Regions from separate parts of the Homo sapiens genome. Here region 1 is linked to region 2. A link is an interaction called in ENCODE POLR2A ChIA-PET data of the cell type or tissue named here. Cell type or tissue: endothelial cell of umbilical vein. All regions are shown on one strand. Each heading gives the region's core, and the rest is flanking DNA. Links, peaks and the distances in the headings are about the cores only.

What was found. ChIA-PET counts read pairs that join two places held together with the same protein. Peaks named below come from ENCODE experiments on the same cell type or tissue, not always from the same donor. Only the 100,000 strongest peaks of a DNase experiment are listed, where the experiment ranks them.
Region 1: POLR2A ChIA-PET joins it to region 2 with 7 read pairs; 2 of 35 experiments call an interaction of 5 or more read pairs at or near these places.

What each region holds. Positions count from the first base shown.
Region 1 is chr3:195,292,639-195,297,369 of GRCh38, reverse strand. It overlaps ACAP2 (ArfGAP with coiled-coil, ankyrin repeat and PH domains 2), which reads left to right. Exons shown (of 23, transcript NM_012287.6): 16 at 89-180; 17 at 1,478-1,662; 18 at 2,559-2,651. Among named protein-coding and RNA genes, the nearest start is that of XXYLT1, 24 kb to the right of the region's middle. In endothelial cell of umbilical vein, for the core only: no CTCF peak of the experiment used is centred there; no DNase peak of the experiment used is centred there.
Region 2 is chr3:195,187,619-195,192,349 of GRCh38, reverse strand. All of the region lies in intron 2 of XXYLT1 (xyloside xylosyltransferase 1), which reads left to right. Among named protein-coding and RNA genes, the nearest start is that of XXYLT1-AS2, 42 kb to the right of the region's middle. RefSeq lists an enhancer at 4,175-4,690. In endothelial cell of umbilical vein, for the core only: a CTCF peak has its summit at 3,691; DNase peaks (open chromatin) are centred at 2,339 and 4,499; H3K27ac peaks cover 584 bases.

The sequences.
Region 1 (4,731 bases), core at 510-4,509, 110 kb before region 2:
CTGTACTTGCTTAAAGGATTTTTAAATTTTAGCTTATTTTAAGGTCTTTAATGTATAGCTTATTTTTCTATTTTTTTTTGCCAAACAGCTTATGTGTGAGTTGGGGAATGATGTTATAAATCGAGTTTATGAAGCTAATGTGGAAAAAATGGGAATAAAGAAACCCCAACCAGGACAAAGGTACTATTTCAGTTGTTTTTTCCCCCTAATTAGGAATATAGCTATGATTTTATTTCACTGTAGTAATTGATATATAACATTGAGACAAAGTGTTTAGAAGCAGTCATTACCACTTCTGTTCGAATGTTGGCTATCTCTTTCTTCGGTATGTTAATTAGATAATTATATTGTATTGAACAGATAATCAATTATAGTCTTTAGAGTAGAAAGATCTTAAAAATTAGGGCTCTGCATAGGAATGTAGAAACCCTTAACAGTCAGTTAAAGTAGACCAAAGTTCTGTCCATGGTAGCATTCAAAAAGGGATAATCTATTCATTACTGTCTCTAAGGATCAAGTTTCTGTTAACCTACAGTGAATAATTTTACATTTTTCATACTTAATTTAGCAAAGATTTGTTAATCACATAGTTTATGCATGGCATTATAATATTGAAGAACTAAAGATGCAAAGTGTGCCTCTGAAAGGGGGAGAGTACTTGATTGCTGTGTTTGAAATTATTCTTCCAATTCTGTATAAGGAGGGCTCATTGAATGAAGTGGCTAAGAGTTGGTACCTTCAAAGCACATGATTTTTGTTGTTGATACTGATTTCTGTCTGAGTCTTCATGTATGACCAATTGTATTTGAAAGTTATTGCTGTCTAAACCAATACCATTTAAATCAGAATCTTAATTATTTACTAAAACAAGACTGAGTTATTTCAGACCTTGAAATAGCCTTCTATTTTAACCAAAGACCTAAACTTTTTAAGAGGATATAAGTAAAAAGTATAGAACAGATATGGCATTTTATAATGGTATCATAAGTTACAAGTTTATTTTATTTCTTAAATTAATAATGCTATATGTTGTTTTAAAGTAGTCTTATGAAAAATAGCCATCAATAGTGCTCGTTCAGTATGTGAAATTATTTATTTGAGTAAACATGAAAATAAAGTTACTTTCTATAAATTTTTAAGTTTTTTTTTTTCTGGTGATGTTTTCTACTCTGCAAAAAGCATGAGGGCAGTATAGAAATGAATAGCACAGAAATTAAGAGAAGGGAAGAGTAGCATGTTAATACTAGTGATTTTTCAGTTAGGTTACTGTTTGTATTTCACTTGAGTGTGAAATCATAGTTCATTAGGTATTTGGAAGGGAAACATAATATATATATGTATAATGTCACAGATTCAGTTTTAACCAGTATTACATTCAGTGACTTTGTTTGAATATGTTCAGTATATAATGGCTTGTTGTGGTATTAGCCATGCTGAGAGATTAAGCAAAACATCATGACATTTTTATGTCTGTCAGACAGGAGAAGGAGGCATATATCAGAGCAAAATATGTGGAGAGGAAATTTGTGGATAAATATTCTATATCATTATCACCTCCTGAGCAGCAAAAAAAGTTTGTCTCTAAAAGTTCTGAAGAAAAGAGGCTGAGCATTTCTAAATTTGGGCCAGGGGACCAAGTCAGAGCATCTGCCCAAAGTTCAGGTATGGCAAACTTTCTTACTGTGTCTATAGCTATTTTCTTAAGCTCAAATCACTTTTATAATCCCTGAACTAATAGCCATTGTCGTTTTTTTTAATGTTAAAAACCTGTTCCCTTCTACATATTCTAAGAAAAACTGAATTTCTGTGTCTTTAAAATAGTTAACTTTAAACAATGCCATAATATTTCACCTTTCTAGGTAATGTGTATATTCTAAGGAATAAAACTGCTTAAAATGCAAGGGGAGATGGGAATTATAAACCTGACATTTCAAAAGCCCTAAGTATCTGATTAACTACCTGATTTCCTTCCTATTTTTTCCTCCTAAATTTTTTCCCAGTAACGTTTTTTCCTGCCCTTTTCCCTTCTTATGGCCTGCTTTGTGCTTTGCTAACTTGCATGTCCCCAGTGATTGCTGTAAATAGCGACGAGGCCAGGCGGGAGTCTCTGTTTTGTCCTGATGAGCTAGATTCACTCTTCTCCTACTTTGATACTTCTTCAAAACTGCGTAGTAGTAAGTACTACTCTTGTGGAGCATTCCAAGTCTGTGCCAGTGGTCATTGTGCGGTGTGGCCATTTCTCTAGATGTTACCCATTGTCTCAGAATTACACGTTACTTACAGTCATATAATAAATTAAGCTCTTTACTACCCCTGACATATTATGGAGTAATGAGATGTGTTAAACTCTGAAAATAAGTTTATTTTCAGGTTTTATGATTGATTTATATCTCGATAAGCTAAGTGTTCAAAAGGCTTAAAATTATATTAAATGCATTCTCCTTGTGGTGCCTGAGTTCATGTTGATGTGTAAGAGCTCATTTTAAAACCTTGTTTGTGGGAGATTGTTTTCTAAATGGCATGAACTTTAATCATTAGTTAATTTTTCTTTAAAACAGTCAGAAGTAATGACAGTGGAATTCAGCAGAGCTCTGATGATGGAAGAGAATCTTTACCCTCCACGGTGTCAGCCAATAGTTTATATGAGCCTGGTGAGTTCTGATGAAACTCAATGTTAATTGGTTTTGTTTGCTGGAAAGTGCATGTGGTAAATGTTTACCTTTGATTAAAAAAAAAATTATATATATATATATATATATAATTTTTTTTTTTTTTTTCTTCTTTTTTTTTTGAGATGGAGTTTCACTCTTACTGCCCAGGCTGGAGTGCAGCGGTACGATCTTGGCTCACTGCAACCTCCGCCTTCCAGTTTCAAGTGATTCTCCTGCCTCAGCCTCCCGAGTAGCTGGGATTACAGGCGCCCACCACCACGCCCAGCTAATTTTTGTGTTTTTAGTAGGGACGAGGTTTCACCACATTGGCCAGGCTGGTCTCGAACTCCTGACCTTGTGATCCACCAACCTCGGCCTCCCAAAGTGCTGGGATTTGAGCCACCGTGCCCGGCCCTACTCTTGATTAAATATTTTAAAGGAAGGGGTTAGTCTTTTAGAAGGTAACTAGGGGAGGAGTAATACTCTTAAATGAGAAAGCAGCGATTTCTTCATATTTGGAAATTCTGTCCTAGCTATATATTGTTTATACTTTTTAAAATTTTTATTTATTTATTTTTTTGAGATGGAGTCTTGCTCTGTCACCCAGGATGGAGTACAGTGGTGCGATCTTCGCTTACTGCAAGCCCCACCTCCCGGGTTCATGCCATTCCCCTGCCTCAGCCTCCCGAGTAGCTGGGACTACAGATGCCCACCACCATGCCTGGCTAATTTTTTTTTTTTGTATTTTTAGTAGAGGTGGGGTTTCACCATGTTAGCCAGGATGGTCTCAATCTCCTGACCTCGTGATCCACCCGCCTCGGCCTCCCAAAGTGCTGGGATTGCAGGCGCGAGCCACCGAGGCTGCCCTACATTTTATTTTTTATTTTGAGTCTCGCTCTGTTGTCCTGGCTGGAGTGCAATGGCATGATCTTGGCTCACTGCAGCCTCTACCTTCTGTTCACGCAGTTCTCCTACTCAGCCTCCCAAGTAGCTGGGTTACAGGTGTGTGCCACCATGCCCAGCTAATTTTTGTATTTTTAGTAGAGATGGGGTTTCACCATGTTGGCCAGGCTGGTCTTGAACTCCTGACTTCAAGTGATCCACCTCTCTCAGCCTCCGAAAGTGCTGGGATTATAGGCGTCAGCCAGCACACCTGATGCTTAGTTGTACATTCTTCCAAGCCTAATGGTATGTGCTAAAAGTGCCTTACCAATTGCCAAGGATAATTTTTAATCCACATGAACTGTCTTATTATCGTTTATCTTTCCTTGTGGCTGTCCTATCAGGAGAAAGAGATCAGCAACTCCCTCCCCATTAGATTTTTCTTTTGACTTGTGCTTTAAACCCTTGTCCCCTCCTCCATGATTTCAGTGATTTTGGTCCTGCAGAGTACTCAGGGGAGTCAGCACTCTTCAAATTATTTGAAGTGCTTGTAGTGCCAATTGGGATGGTATTGGACCATCCTAGGAATGAAGTGAGGTTTGGTCTAGTAGTAAAAGTTTTTATGGATTCTTGCTGCTTCTTAAGTCCCAACATTTAGGAATATACTCAATTTTAATGTAGTACAGAGTAATTAACCTATCCCTTGGATACTGGCAAGAACAGAAAGGCCTGGCATATCAGTGATTGTCTTTATAGAAGAAGAAGGTTGAATGTTGGGGAATAGCTATGTGAAAATCTCCCATAAGCTCATTATGATAGATTAATGGTTTCTTATGTCATAGCTTTATTTTTTAAAAATTGCAATAAAATGCACATAAAATTTATCATCTTAACTTTTTTTTTTTTTTTTTTTTTGAGACTGAGTCTCGCTCTATTGCTCAGGCTGGAGTGCAGTGGTGCAATCTCAGCTCACTGCAACCTCTGCCTCCCGGGTTCAAGTGATTCTCGTCCCTCAGTCTCCCAGGTAGATGGGATTACAGGTGCCCGCTACCATGCCTGGTTAATTTTTGTATTTTTAGTAAAGACGAGGTTTCACCATGTTGGCCAGGCTAGTTTCAAACTCCTGACCTCAAGTGATCCACCCCCCTCGGCCTCCCAAAGTGCTGGGATTGCAGGCGTGAGCCACCGTGCCTGGCCC
Region 2 (4,731 bases), core at 589-4,588:
GGGTTCAAGCAATTCTACAACCTCGGCCTCCCAAGTAGCTGGGACTACTGGTGCATGCCACCACACCTGGCGAATTTTTGTATTTGTTTAATAGAGGCCGGGTTTCACCATGTTGGCCAGGTTGGTCTCAAACTCCTGATCTGAAGTGATCCACCTGCCTCAGCCTCCCAAAGTGCTAGATTACAGGCATGAGCCACTGTACCCGACCTCAAACATTTTAAATTTATTGAGACTTGTTTTGTGGCCTAGTATGTAGTCTGTCTCAGGGAATGGATGTTCTGTGTGTTCTTCAATGTGCAGAATGTGTATTTTGCAATCATTAGGTAGAGTATTCCATATATGTCAGTTAGGTCAAGTTGCTTGATTGTATTGAGTCTTCTGCATCCTTGCTAATATTCTGTTCCATCAATTATCAAGAGTAGGGTATTGAAATCTCCAACTATAATTGTTGAATTCTCTATTTCTCTTTTCAATTCTGTTGTTGCTTTATGGATTTGGGAGGTCTATTTTTAGGTGCGTATGCATATGTAATTCTTAAATCTTCTTGATGTATTGGCCCTTTTATAATTTTAAAATGTCTCTCTCTAATGATCTTGTTGTAAAGTCTGTTGTGTCTCTTGTTAATACAGCCACTCAAGCTATTGTATAGTTATTGTATGCATGGTATAGCTTTGTCCATTTTTTTAAACTTTAAACTTGTCTGTGTCTTTGAATCTAAAGTGTGTCCTTTGTAGATAGTTTATGCAGTTGGCCCTTGAACAACATGGGGATTGGGGTGCCAACCCCCCATAACTTTGGACTTCCCCCAAAGTTAAATACTAATAACCTACTTTTGACTTGGTTCCTTACCAATAACATAAACAGTCAATTAACACATATTCTGTATGTTACATATATACTGTATTCTTATAATAAAGTAAACTGGAGAAAAGAAAATTTTTTAAAGAAAACCATAAGGAAGGGAAAATATATTTACTATTCATTAAGTAGAAGCAGATCATCATAAAGATCTTTATCTTTGTCATCTTCATGTGGAATAGAATGAGAAGAAAGAGAAAAGGAGGGATTGGTCTTCTTTCTGAGGGGTGGCAGAGGTGGAGGAGGTGGAAGGGGAGGCAGGAGAGGTAGGCACACTTGGTATAACTTTTATTGAAAAAAATTCATGTTTAAGTGAATCCACACAGTTCAAAGTTGTATTGTTCAAGGGTCAACTGTAGTTTAAGTATACTTTTTAAAAATCCAATCTGATAATCCCTGCCTTTCTTTAAGAGTGTTGAGATCATTCATATTTAATATAATTAATTGATTTGGCTGGGTTTACATTTGACATTTTGTTATTAGTTTTCTATATGCCTTCTTTTTTGTACCTCTGTTATTTTTTGATTGCCTTCTTTTGTGTTAAATAAGTATATTTTAGTGTACCATTTTAATTCTTCTTTTGATTTTTTAACTGTATTTTTAAAGTCATTTTTTGTGATTCCCTAGGGCTCACAATATGCATTTTAATTTATCACCATTTACTTCAGATTAATAACTTAATTCCTATAAAACAGAAAGTTTGCTCCCGTAAAGCGCCATTCTTTCCCCCTTCCATACTATTATTTTCATATTTATTATGTTTATATACGTTATAAACCCAACAACCCAGTGTTGTAATTTATGCTTTATCCAAACTTACACATCTTTTTAAAAAGTTAAGAAATGAGAAAAATATATTCAATCTTTTATATTAGTACATATATTTAAAATTTTTGGTGCTCTTCGTTTCTTCCTGTGGACACAAGTTACCATCTGCCATCATTTCCTTTCAGCCTGAAGGATTTCATTTAGTTTTTTTTTTTTTTTTTTTTTTTTTTGAGACAGAGTCTCACTTCGCCACCCAGGCTGGAGTGCAGCAGCATAACTCGGCTCACTGCAACCTGTGCCTCCTGGGTTCAAGTGATTATTTTGCCTCAGCCTCCTGTGTAGCTGAGACTACAGGTGCACGCCACCAAGCCTGGTTAACTTTTGTATTTTTGGTAGAGGTGGGGTTTTACCATGTTGACCAGGCTAGTCTTGAACTCCTGACCTCAAATGATCCACCCACGTTGGCTTCTCAAAGTGCTGGGATTACAGGCATGAGCCACCATGCCCAGCCTCATTTAGTATTTCTTATAAGGTAAATCTGCAAACAGTTTGTTCTCTGTCTTTGTTTATACAGAAATGTTCTTTTTTTTTGCATTTTTGAAGAATTGTTTTGCTAGATACGGAATTCTTGGTTGATGTTTTCTTTTTGCTTTTTGCTTTCAATACTTTATGTCATCACATTGCCTTCTGGTCTCCATTGTTTCTAATGAGAAGGCAGCCATTAATCATATTGAAATGCCTTTGTACATAATGAATTGTTTTTCTCTTGCTGCTTTCAAGACTTTTTTCTTTCTCTTTGTCTTTCACAGGTTTGATTATACTGTGTCTAGGTATAGAACTCTTTGTATTTATCCTACTTGGGGTCTGTTGAGTTCCTTGGATGTGCAGATTAATGTTTTACATCAAGTTTGGGAAATTTTCTGTCATTTTTTTCTACAAATTTTTTTCACCTATTTTGTCTTTCTCCACTCCTTCTAGGTCTCCCATTGCATGTATATTGGTATGTTTGAAGTTGTCCCACAGGTGTCTTGGTTCATTTTTCTTTGACTTTTTTTCTATTCTTCAGACTGGATAATTTCTATTTAATCTATGTACAAGTTCATTGATTCTTTTGCCATCTTGAATCTTCCATTGAGTCCCTTTAGTGAGCTTTTCATTTCAGTTATTGAACTAACTCTAGCATTTGTCTGCTAAATCCAACATCTGAATGCATTAAAAAATAGTTTTGATTAACTGCTTTATTTCCTGAGTGTGGGTCACACTTTCCTATTTTTTAAATCTCTTATAATTCCTTTTTTGTTGAAAATTGGATGTTTTGCTATTATATCAAACTCTGATTTCTGGTATTTTCCCTGTAATGGTTGTTGTTGCTGTTTTGTTTGTTTTGTAACTTGTCTGGGACAAGTTATGATGTCTGTCTCACTTGCAATGTGTGGTCATTGATGGCTTTGCTTAGTACTTTTTTAAACTTTTGTTTTTATTTTAATAATTTGGTTTTTATTTTAAAATCAAATTAAACCCTGGATTCCTAGAGGTTGCCCTGGTGTCTGTGTAGCTTAGTGGGCAAGTCACATGTGTTACTCTATAAATGGAAATAATATAGTATCCACCTCATAAAGCTCTTGGGAAATTTGAATAAGTTAATCAATGTAAATCACTCAGTGTAGGGACTGGCACATAGTAAGTGCTCAATGGATATGCGTATTCTTATTCTTTGGTATTATCATTGTGTGAGGAAAATGAGGCTCAAAGAAATCTAGTGACTCAAGATCACACACCTGGTGAAAGCTAGCGCCGAGCTTAAACCCATAGCCATCGGATGTTACTGTATGAGGCTGCACCTCCTGGTTCTGCATCTCTGTCATGTTGTCACAAAATTTTTGTGTAAGTGCTTAATGTTTACACAAAGTTGGCTGTGGAGGGAAATGGAGCAGTGGTGTGGAAATTGGAAGAAATGTTGCCATTCAACCTTGAGAGTCTCTGATTCTGAGATACCACCCAGTGGACAGATATGGGAGCTAGCAGTTATGATGCAGGACAAGCAAGCCCCAAAATTGAGGCTTAGCCCAAGAGGGTTCTTGGCTCCTCATAGGAGACAATTCGAGAGTGCACCAGTGTGTTAAGCAGCGACTTTGATTGAAATGGCCAGTACACAGCAGCAGCAGAGGTACTGCTCCTTGAGGAGTACCTAGAGCACTCAGCATGCCTAGAGTATCAGCTCAGCAGCAATTCTGCACTCATATTTATACCATTTTAATTATATGCAAATTAAGGGTCAGTTTATGCAGAAATTTCTAGGATGAGGGTGGTAACTTCTGGTTGTCAGGTTGTTGCCATGGCAATGCTAAACTGACATGGCACATTAGTGGGTGTGTCTTATGGAAAGCTGTTCCCACTCCAGACCTGTTTTAGCCAGTCCTCAATTTGGTCCCGTGTTTGAGCCCTACCTCTGGGCAGCACAGAGGATTGTTTCAGCCTCACTCCCTGGATTTTCTTCTCCAAGGAGTAAAGAGCAAATCCTATATTTGTGGTTAGCTGGTTAGAGACTGTTTCTATTAACTATTCTTTTGGGAGCTAAACTAATTTAATTCCATCCCCTAGACTTTTTTCCTGTTCAGGAGTGGTGTCTCTGGGATGAGTCCTTCTCCAGAGTCAGATGTTTACTCTCACATCTAAATATAGAGCCAAGCAAGCTCGTTGAGACGTTAGTTGAACTCATGTCTTTGGATGGATTTCATATCACAGTGGCTTTCTTTTGTAGAGACTTTGTGAGAGAGGAGGGATTTACTTTTTTAAAAAAAAGGTTGGGGGTAAAAGGTTGAAAATAAACAAGGACACCTCTTTGAAGTGTTTAGGAAGAAAGGGAGGTTTTAAATATTTCCTGGAAATCATCTAATTTACAAATGCACAACTTTGTTAATCATGTCCAGGCATGTCCTCAGCCCCGGGTCTTTCCATAATATTAAGAGCATGTTCGGTGGAATGCAGCCTGAATCATTCACTTCTAGCTGCAAATGAAAAAAGTTTCAATCAACTGGGACTCTACCTCAATGTGCATGCAAAGCAATTAAAATCAAAGAAGCTTAAAGGAATAATGTCCAGGGG